Regions from separate parts of the Homo sapiens genome. Here region 1 is linked to region 2. The links are chromatin loops, found by intact Hi-C in ENCODE. Cell type or tissue: OCI-LY7. All regions are shown on one strand. Each heading gives the region's core, and the rest is flanking DNA. Links, peaks and the distances in the headings are about the cores only.

Region 1 (5,380 bases), core at 245-5,244, 95 kb after region 2:
GAAGTTAGAGAGAAACACCATTCCCCCCACAAAATAATAATAAAATAGTTAGATGGTTGATACATTGATAAAACAAATAATAAATAAAAATATGCCTTACACATTATCTTTATATTAACAAAATTATGGCATCCTCCAACATGGAGATTAAACGAAACGATGCACATGCAATTTCCAAGAACTGTCTCCTGGTACATAGAAGATTAGGAATTATCATTGTGAGGTGGAGGAGGGAGAGGGAAGTTAAGAATGACCTGAAGGCAACAGGGCTCGGTGGCTCATGCCTGTAATCCCAGCACTTTGGGAGGCCGAGGTGGGCGGATCACGAGGTCAGGAGTTCAAGACCAGCCTGGCCAACATGGTGAAATCCTGTCTCTACTAAAAATACAAATATTAGTTGGGCATAGTGGCGCGTGCCTGTAATCCCAGCTACTCGGGAGCCTGAGGCAGGAGAATTGCTTGAACTAGGACCCAGGAGATGGAGGTTGTAGTGAACCGAGATTGCCCCACTGCACTCCAGCCTGGGCTACAGAGTGAGACTCCATCTCAAAGGAAAAGAAAAGAAAAAGAATGACCTGAAGGCATCCTGACTTGCATGGCCCAGTCAATGGTGATGCCTTCCTCTGAAAGAAAGAATAGCGGAAGACAGGCCTCAGAAGCGATACTCAAGAGGTTACTGTCCATCTGGCTTAGTTTGAGCTGCTAGGAAGTATTCAAGAATATATACTAAGTATTAGCGTGGTGCTAAAACCACAATTACTTTTGCACCAACCTTATAGATCCGTGGAAAGGCCTGAACAAGAGATGCAGGTCTGTGAGCTGGCTGTGTGTAAATAATATTGTAGCAATGAGCAGAAATCATATTGTCTGGGTGCAGAAAAAGCAGAGAATCCCGAAACTCTACTCACATAGAAAATCTGGGCAAAAATATTGAGGCTGCCAAGGGCCTAGAGAGGAAGAAAATGCGACAAGTTCAGTGTCCTGAAGACAAAGAATATTCGAGGCAAAATATTTGCAAGATATGTTTTCAGGATCCATCTTCTTTTTCCACTCCAAATAAAATCCATATGATCTAGAAAATATTTCTGCTTTTCCCTTAATAGAATATAGGATTTGTGTTTCTCATCAGAAAAACCCATTTGACTTCAGAGTCAAATCACAATTGTTAACAAGTTGATTAGCTCTGAATCTCACTTTCATAAAGCACAAAGGGGAACTTTAATAACCACAAGTTCTCTCACCTGAAACAAATTATATAATGAAAATTCAACTGTTTTTGATGTTGATCTATACGTAAGTATATATGTGTTTATCACCAACCTTTTGTTCCTCAAGCTCAATGACATTTTCTTACTAAGTTAGTATTTAATAAATGATTATCTAATTAGTGAAAGAATAAATGCACTGTATTTATTAAGTCGTCTTCAGAATGTGTCCGAGTTATGTATAGGGAGCACGTTTACATTTTACAGATAAGCCAACAAATTGCAGAAATAACTCTTTTGTTACAAATGGCATATTTATAAAGTAATATTCCAATAATTTATCATGTTTTCTATTTTTAGTAGTTCAGTCTTGTATTTTAGCAAAAACAGAATCCTTACAGCATTGCTCTATAACTGCGGTAACTGAACAGTTCACAAATGCATTATTACTTAGTTAAGAAGTTAATTTTCTAAAGAGAAATCGCACAATTTGAAACACTAACTCCATTCAGCCAAACTTGCAAAATCTATGCTTCTCATTTCATATTTAACTTTTCCTGATGTTATTTTTATATTCTACCTGCAATTTAGCTGTTTATATCTTTATCTCTCTCTCTCTTTCTCTATTGATTTACCTTGCCTATCTAAGACTACAAAGTCCATGGGAGGAAAATCAGAAATAGCTAATTCTATTCACATGATCTACCCTAATGCTAGAATCTTTCATACTGCTTTATACAGTATGCTTACTATGTAACGTTTGTTCAACAAACGAGTGAGCGAATGAGTAGAGGAATGTCCAAGGAAGACAGAACTTGTACTAGTTTTTTAATTTCCTGTTTATTAGAGTCACTGAAGGCAATACAACTGATATGATCCATGGCAATGTTTATCTACCAATAATGTGCTTTCAGATTCCAGATAGAATGAAGAGATACATTGAATAAAGTTATCCATGAATGCAAATAGCCACTACTCCGAGTATTTATTTTACCAACACTGAAGAATTCAAGCCTATGCTTTGCCCCTTAGGCTACAGCTAAAGCACATTGTTTTTCTCTAAAATAGTTTCATCACATTTTGACATGTGAGGATCAAGATTTAAGGCCTTTCTAATTTCTAAGATTTAGGATTAGGTCTAGTAAACATAACATCACCTGACAATGGAAATTCTTTCAAAGAGTCTTTGTTTTTGTCAGAGTAAGAAGCGTGTCATAGGTGAGCAATTTGCCTGTCAGGAATCTCTAAGCCCACTCTCTACCTGTTTGAACTGCCTTCAAGTAATTTAGCAAAGGTATTACGTGCCTTTTCACTTCTATCTGATTTAAAAAACACAAAACCTTCTAAGGTCTGTATTTAAAAAGAAAATGTGTTATTTTCTTTTCTTTTCTTAATTTTATATTTTTAGTAGGTTTTATTTTACTCCAGGTCATTGTGATGTAGAGCTTGATGTGAAAATCTAATGAAAGTCTTCAGATCAAAGGCAGTTATTATTGATCTGATTTGCATTTTTCAGCCTGGGGAGGGAGAAATCCATGATTGTAATAAACTAATCGTATGTTATATCCTATTTTAAACTTTGGAAAGTATTTTCATAGCATTAGATCATTTGGTCTGTGGTAGGATGAACAGAAATCAATTGTACTATAAATAGGGAAATAATATCAAGAAAGGATAGGTGACGTTCTGAGATCACCTAGCAATGGGGGTAATCCCTGCCGAAACATGGTCCTTCTTGCTGTCATTCTGAGACTTGCTCCACCGAAACGCATGAACAGCCGTCTCCTTGTGGCCACAGAGAGGAAGAGCCAAGATTTATTTGGTCTAGGTCTAACTCTCCCTGAGGCAGTCCTGCACCGCACTTTTTTCAGTTTCAGATACCATTCACTTCCTATGATACATTCCTTCTCTTTGAAGCAATTTCTAGAGGGTTTTCTGCTACTTGAAATTTATTATTTCCATCAGTAACACTGTAAAAAAGAAATAAATTAAAAAAAAACAACTTTCTCCTCAGTAATACCCATCCTTATGAAATCGTGCAGGGGAGCAAATTAGGTAATTATGCCCCTCCAACAAAAACAAATACATAAGGAAGGCAAACCATGTGCTGGTCACTGTTCCTGGAGCTGGAGATGGGTGTGGAATCAGACTAAAGTTGGCTGCCAGCATGTTTTCATGCAAACAGGCAAAATGTAGGGAATAATATGAATATTAGTGGTTATGATTATCATCTCATTTCAGGCAGACCTACAGTCCACTATTCTGCACGGTATACTTAGCACTGGACTATACATTTGTTAGGACATCTTGCTTCTAATTCTCCTCTATGATCGACTTTGATTGATATCAAGCAGATATTAAAATGCTTGGAATCTCAGCCTCCTCGTGTGTAAAATGAGTGTGTGATCTTTTTTTTTTTTTTTTTTTTTTTTTTTTTTGAGACAGAGTCTGGCTCCGTCCCCCAGGCTGGAGGGCAGTGGCGCGATCTCGGCTCACTGCAAGCTCCGCCTCCCGGGTTCACGCCATTCTCCTGCCTCAGCCTCCTGAGTAGCTGGGACTACAGGCGCCGGCCACCGCGCCCGGCTAATTTTTTTGTATTTTTAGTAAAGACAGGGTTTCACCATGTTGGCCAGGATGGCCTCAAACTCCTGACCTCGTGATCCGCCCACCTCGGCCTCCCAAAGTGCTAGGATTATAGGCTTGAGCCACCGAGCTCGGCCGTGTGTGATCATTTCTAAGGCCTCTGTGTTCTGCCATCCCCTGTTCTCTTGGTGCAGAAAGTAGAGGCTTGGAGAGAAGAGCGGCTGTCCTGTTTGGATGTGTTGGGCGCAGGGAGGACAAGCAAGAGCGATTTCCCTGCAAGAAACGGCCCGCGCTGCCCTCGCGGCTTCCTCTACCATCCAGTGCAGGGTCAGGGTGAGCCTTTCCCCAGAAACTCATTTTCATTTCTCTCAAACAGAACTCAAATAGGAGTCACAAAAGTGATGAAGGGGTGGGGAAATAGGACCCCAGGGAGACTTTAGGGGAAATGGATTATTTAGCCTGGAGAAAGAAAAGCTGAGAGGTGACTTCATAAAAGTCTTTCTTTGACTTTATAGCAGGTTAAAGGAAAAGTTTTCGAACTGTAAGAGAGATTGGTTATGAGATGGAGGCTTAGGCTGCGAGCTCTCTGAGGCTGGTGGGAGCTTGCTGGGAGGCAGGCACGGCCCGCTGGCAGGCACCGAGTCCTCTGTGCTTGGATGTGCACGTGAAGCCTCCAGCCAAGACCATGGCACAGGCACAGACCTCCCCTCAGCCAGGTCTCCTGCACAGGTGAGGTCTAGCCAGGCTCAGGGAAGAACCAGAGAGAAACACGCCCTCTTTCCTGCGGGCTGCTTCTCCTCGTCAAACATCTTTCAGGATTTGACACCCAAGCGTTCCAGCTCTGTGTTTTCTCTCACCCACACCATAGGTAATACAAATCAGCAAACATTTCTTGAATGCCTTTTACGGTTTGTGTCAATCTTTATTTTCCTTGATCTTCTTCAGATTTTCTGAAAATGTTGTATTCTAATCTACAAAACTAAAATGAAAATATCTTGACTTAAGACCTTGCAGAGTGATTGTCAGTCTAAAAGGAAAGGTTAGTCGGTGGGCTTCCCAAGCACCTCCCACAAGTTTGCTGCGGTGCTGAAGGAGCATGGTGGTGGTAACCTGCCACGGGCTCCTGCCCTCACAAGAGCCGCTTGTTAAATATTCAGGAATTTTGTGAGCCAGGCACTAAATCATTGGTAGTTTGAAACAGGCCATAGACGGAGTGTTTACAATGCAGAAATTGGCAAATGCTGCAAATCAAAGCTCCTCCTATTCCCCAGGAGAGACAGTTTCCTACAACATCCCTGGATATAAGCACTTTATGGAGGCTTATGCTTAGTTACGTTTGTTTTATTAAAGGGAAAGAATTCCAATGATAATATTTTTACAAATAGGTATATAGTTACAAATAGTTATTATGTCCATGTGTATGTTTTAAATATATATATGCATATATGTATTTAAAGATAAAATAAAATGTGCAGTGTTTTAAACAAAACATAAAATATATGCCAGAAAGCTTACATTTGTTCCTACTTTTAACAGAAAAATGTTAGCAGGACTGTATGCCTGTGACACAGATTTGTTTGTATGAGCGATTT
Region 2 (5,380 bases), core at 68-5,067:
GTGCAAATTCAGACCAAACGTTGCACTTATGCAAGTGGACATAACTCTCCACTTTAAATAAAACACAAGATGCTTATCGTTACTGCTCCTTTCTCAGATCCCGGTGCATTTGCCTCAATTCTCTCCCGGAGTATCACGTGAGATTGGCGGGGCAGTGAGCATCATGCTCATTTGTTGAATGAGTGGGGAGGAGGGCGGCCAGGGGCTTTCTGCAAGGACATTAGCCTGGTTAGTGCCGCAGCGAGGCACTCTGAGCTCCCACTCCTTAATACTTCAGTTTCCCACAGTCTCTGCTCCTTGAGCCTTGATCAGCTCTCAGCTGAGGCCCCCAGAAAGGCCCCTGAGTATGTGTGATGTCTGTGTCCCTTGACATGCACGCTGTGAGGTGTTGCTCTTGCCTGCCCAGTGTCACTGTGAGCCCATGTCCATGAGATTCCCCACTCAAAGCGCTCAGCAGAAAACCAGAGAGATGGAGGTGGCCTCTCATCTTTACAAACTGCATTTTGAACCCTTGATAATCAAGATTTGAATGAGTTGGAGGGGCTTTGGCTAGTCCCTGATGGGAGGCCTTCCACATCATAAATCCTCAGCAGGTCGTTCATCAGAGCTGGGGCTCCTGTCCACAAGGAATGCCCATAGGAGCCATCCAAGGAGCTGCATAATCGCGGGCTCATTAGTGCAGGTGGTCTCCCCCATCAGAAGGGAGGTGCCCATTAGCCTGTGAGAGGGCCGCTAGTGTTGAACCATTTCATAGCACAGCTGCTCAGGAATGAACTCGTGGCTTAATTTCAGAGTTTTCCTCATCTCTTCCATTTACACAGACCCCTGCTGCCCAGCTGGGAGTGTGTCACCCGCAAGACAATACAAAACTCAACGTTCTCTGCGTTCTGGCTCTAAGTCATATTTTTATAAGATATATGCTGTGTGCCCTATCTTCGTTTCTGTTTATTTCCTTATTTCCAAGGAATAATCAGTTTGAGATTCGTCAACACAATAAAACTCAAAGAGACGGCCAGAGAGAGATTCAATGCAGGAGAAATATAGAAAAGACCGATTATCATGAAAACTCTCAATTTGCATCTTGCTCTCCTTGTAAGTCATAATACCAGGAAGCCAATGCAATCCCCTGAAGGAAGCTTTTCATATCTAATGACAAGGCTATATGCCTCCAGGGTGGTTAGATTATATATATTTCATCAGTCATCTGAAACGGTCCCTCTCCTTTCTGTGCTTGGCACTCATGAGGAGATGGGACCCGTTTCCCAGGGAGGAGACCTAGTCTCACAATCTGCCCAGCAGAAAGCTACATAATATGCTTCCTGATTTCTTCTGGCAAGAGGCTCACCTAGCCATGTCTCCAGGCTGCTAGCTGGGGATGGGGAGCGCCCTGCTGGGTGTACACAGAGGCTCCTGCAGCCGGGACTGCTCCTCCCAGGGATGCAAGCCCTGTGCACTTAGGCACGTGTGGGCCAAGCCTTCCTGAGTGTGCTCTTTAATCATCTCGGTATTAAAAATGCATTCTGAAGAGCATTTCCAAAGGGAGTGTGCTGGATACACGGCTCTCCCTGCTTTGAAGAGCATGCTATCATTACTGCACCCAGTCTCCCCTAACAGCCGAGCAGACAGGAGGGGGGATAGCCGCGGTTCTAGACTTGGGCAGACTACCAACAGCTGCAAAGTTAATTATGGCTCTCTCCCTCGTTCTCCTTCTCTTCAAAATCTCAGCTTTAGAAATAAAAGATAAGAAATTCTTTAGAGTAATTAGAGACTGCTGAGCGCTTGTGGTAATAATGAAGGAAAACATTCTGACTGATTTACAGCAGGAAGAGGCAGTGAGAGTAGCGATGCAGGTTGAAAAAAAAATAATTAAAATCAGCTTTGCCACTATCTTGATGGAGCTGTCAGTCAGCCTCAGAGAGAAAAGAATTGCTAATGAAATATTAATATGCTGCTTTAGATTTTATATAACTGCCTTTTGTTCCCAGGTACTGTTCCAGTTTGTCAGTCAAAGGGGTCAGGTGTGAAAGGACACAGAACCAATGTGGTCGAGGGGGAAATGAGAGCTCTGTGGCCCCAAAGATGCTGGGCTGCAGAAAGGACTCACTGGAGCATTGCAGCAGACAGTCCCACGGGCCTCCCCTGACAGCCACAGCCTCAGCTGCCCCAGCTGGAGAAATCCTAGTGGGGCAAAGCTTTTTTTCTTTTCTTTCTTTTTTTTCCTCCCCCAGGCTGACAGACACTAAATGTCAGCAATCATCAAGATACAATCAGAGCTGGTTTTATAATATCTATAAGTGGTTTTGAAGTCTGCAGATGCCAGACGGTTTGAAAATCTCAGAGAAATTGCATCTCATAGGTAGTCTACAGACGAGACATAGGCCCCACGTATTTTTTGTTTTATCAAACCAATCACTCAGAGCCACAATGCGAAATGGATGACACGGTTTGGAAGCTGTGTGTGTGTGCTAGCGCGTGCACATGTGTGTGCCCATGTGTGTGCATGCACATATGAGAATTTGCTTTGTGTACAGGCACACCTGTATGCATGTGGCTGTGTGAGTTGCATGTCTTTGTGAGCATTTTGCATATGCATGTCTGAAACCACCCAAATGCTAAAAGTTTCTTAGGTAGCCCACAATACACCCTATATGGACTGGTTTGGGGACACACTTTGTTTCTTAGAACTCCTGACTTGCACATTCTGGCAATCCAAGTAAACACAGAAGAGATAAAGCAAAGGCACAAGGAAACTGGTCAGGAGGCACCACAAGGAGCCACAAACAGAGGATGCAACCAAGGCCCGGGTGACAACACTGTATGAATGTCTTTTTGCTTAGACTCCGTGAAAGTCTAGAGTCTGAGGAGGAGTGGCCAGGGAACAAAGACCCAGGTGATGAAATCCAGGGTCAGGAACCAGGCAGGTGAGATGGGTCAAGGTGGCAGAGGAGAGACATCTGAAGAAAGAGCCCAGTGATCTGGGTTAAGTCCTGACACTGACAAGAGCTCACTGAGTGACTCTGGGCTGGTAATACAAACCCTTTGGCCTTATTTCCTGTAACTGAGATGTGAGAAGGAGCAGGGGTCCCCAAGGTCCCCTTTGGGTCTATGATCCGGTTAGAAGGCATTTAAAAAGGGACACTGAATAAGAGCCATGGCCATTCTTGCCTAGGACATGGTTTCTGGCTTTCATAAGATAACTCACCTGTTTCCATGATTCAAACTTTAAAAATTATAGCTGAGGTGAGAACATTTTTTAACTTAGAAACATGAAAAAAGTGAAATAGTGTGGTATAATAGCTACTTCATTTATCAGGAATTTACTGTGTATGAGGAACTTGCACCATTTTGAAGTATCTTAAATGTTCAATAAAATAAATGTGAGCATCCCCTAGTGACGTATGAAAAAAGGGAGACCTGTATTTCCACGCTAGTTAAGGGCAGAGAGTTAGCCCTCACCCAGGTCTGTGTCTCTGAATTCTATGCTGTCTCTGTTCCAAGTTAAGACCGATAGCGATAGGTCAGTTCATGTGGTAAGTGGCCAAAAGCGATAATACATGCTTGTTTAAATTAATCATTATTATTTAATCCTGAGAACAATCTTATGAAGGTCAGGGAGGTTTGGAAGGTCCCCAGGTAGCCCACATCTGTGCCCCTCTCACCTCATTCCTCAGTTCCCCTAAGGTAGGACCTTCCCTTCTCCGGTTCCATTTAGATAAGAACAGAAACCAGGAGACCTCATGCTGAATGGACAGATTTCAGCTTCAATTTTAGAGCTGAGAGGCCACATGACTTTGAAGAAATCGTATGTTCTCCCTGCCCCTTGGTTTCTGTCTTTAAAACAGGATACTATTGCATAACTTGGCAGAAATATTCTGAGGTTTAAGTAAAAAAATAGGCACATAGCATAGTTCATCGCTAATCATGGTAAAATAACAATAAGTCACATTTATTGATTGAACAGGTGAAATGCACCAGCCATTGTGTTATGCATTTGGGAATGATGAGGAATAAAACACAATTATTTTTCTCTCAAAAGCAATTCTCAGGATTTACAACGTTTGTGAGTGGCGTAAGCACTCAGCTCCAACTGTGCCCTTTTGCTCTGTTGCCCAAGCTGGTCTTGAACTCCTGGTCTTAAACAATCCTCCTTCCTTGTCCTCCCAAAGCATGGGATCACAGGCAGGCAGCATCACGAAGGGCCTCCAGCCATTCTTGATTATTCAACTCAAGTAGTTAGAGAAAAAGAAAAAATGTACATTCCAAACTGTACATTTATTCATTCTTTTTCTACATACTCTTTTGTCAATCTGTACATGAAATGCCAGTAAAGCTCAATTTGTTTTCTAATTTGCTAAATGAAAATAAACATGCATAGATATTCTTTTCTTCTCGCTTGAAGACCTTGCACATTCTATTTTGAAATTTACTCCCTTTGCTAGTAAAAGGAGCAAATCTACCTGACTGTACAGCACGTGTTTCTCAACAAGGCTTTTGTTGTTTTCTACTCATTGTCTTCTTTTAATATGGTATAAGAGGTGGTTTCTTTGTGTTAAGTGGCTATTAAAAAAAATAACTATATGGCCGGCCATGGTGGCTCATGCCTGTAATCCAGCACTTTGGGAGGCCGAGGCGGGTGGATTATGAGGTCAGGAATTCAAGACCAGCCTGGCCAACATGGTGAAACCCCATCTCTACTAAAAATACAAAAATGTCCGGGCAAGGTGGCTCACGCCTGTAATCCCAGCACTTTGGGAGACCAAGGTGGGCAGATCACTTGAGGTCAGAAGTTCAAGACCAGCCCGGCCAATATGGTGACACCCCATCTCTACTAAAAATACAAAAACATTAGCCGGGCATTGTGGCAAGTGCCTGTAATCCCAGCTACTCAGGAGGCTGAGGCAGGAGAATGGCTTGAACCTGGGAGGCGGAGGTTGCAGTGAGCCGAGATCCGGCCACTGCACTTCAGCCTAGGCGACAGAGAAAGATTCCATCTCAAAATAAATAAATAAATAAATAAATAAATAAATAAATAATAAAAATACAAAAATTAGCCAGGCGCTGTGGTGGGTGCCTGTAATCCCAGCTACTCGGGAGGCTGAGGCAGAAGAATTGTTTGAACCTTGGAGGCGGAGGTTGAAGTGAGCCAAAATTGGCCACTGCACTCTAGCCTGGACGACAGAGCAAGACTCTATCTCAAATAAAAAAAAAACAAAACAACAAAAAACAAAAAAACACCAAAAAACTATGCATCAACTATGCTACTGGGGAGAAAAAGAAAATGAGGGAAAAGGGAAAGAAGAGATTTTAAAAAGTAGTAACTCGCAACTCCACCTCAAAAATGAACTATTTAAGTTGATCCCATGTCTTTGCTATTGTGAAC

The links. Peaks named below come from ENCODE experiments on the same cell type or tissue, not always from the same donor. Only the 100,000 strongest peaks of a DNase experiment are listed, where the experiment ranks them.
Region 1: it touches region 2 in a loop (4-fold over the local background); 1 of 110 quality-filtered maps calls a loop at or near these places.

The regions. Positions count from the first base shown.
Region 1 is chr2:6,212,281-6,217,660 of GRCh38, reverse strand. No RefSeq gene overlaps it. Among named protein-coding and RNA genes, the nearest start is that of LINC01247, 160 kb to the left of the region's middle. In OCI-LY7, for the core only: a CTCF peak has its summit at 2,969; a DNase peak (open chromatin) is centred at 2,980; H3K4me3 peaks cover 465 bases.
Region 2 is chr2:6,306,813-6,312,192 of GRCh38, reverse strand. All of the region lies in intron 1 of LOC105373401 (a long non-coding RNA gene), which reads left to right. Among named protein-coding and RNA genes, the nearest start is that of LINC01247, 66 kb to the left of the region's middle. In OCI-LY7, for the core only: CTCF peaks have their summits at 3,232 and 3,438; DNase peaks (open chromatin) are centred at 1,662, 2,082 and 2,992; H3K4me3 peaks cover 3,431 bases; H3K27ac peaks cover 4,551 bases.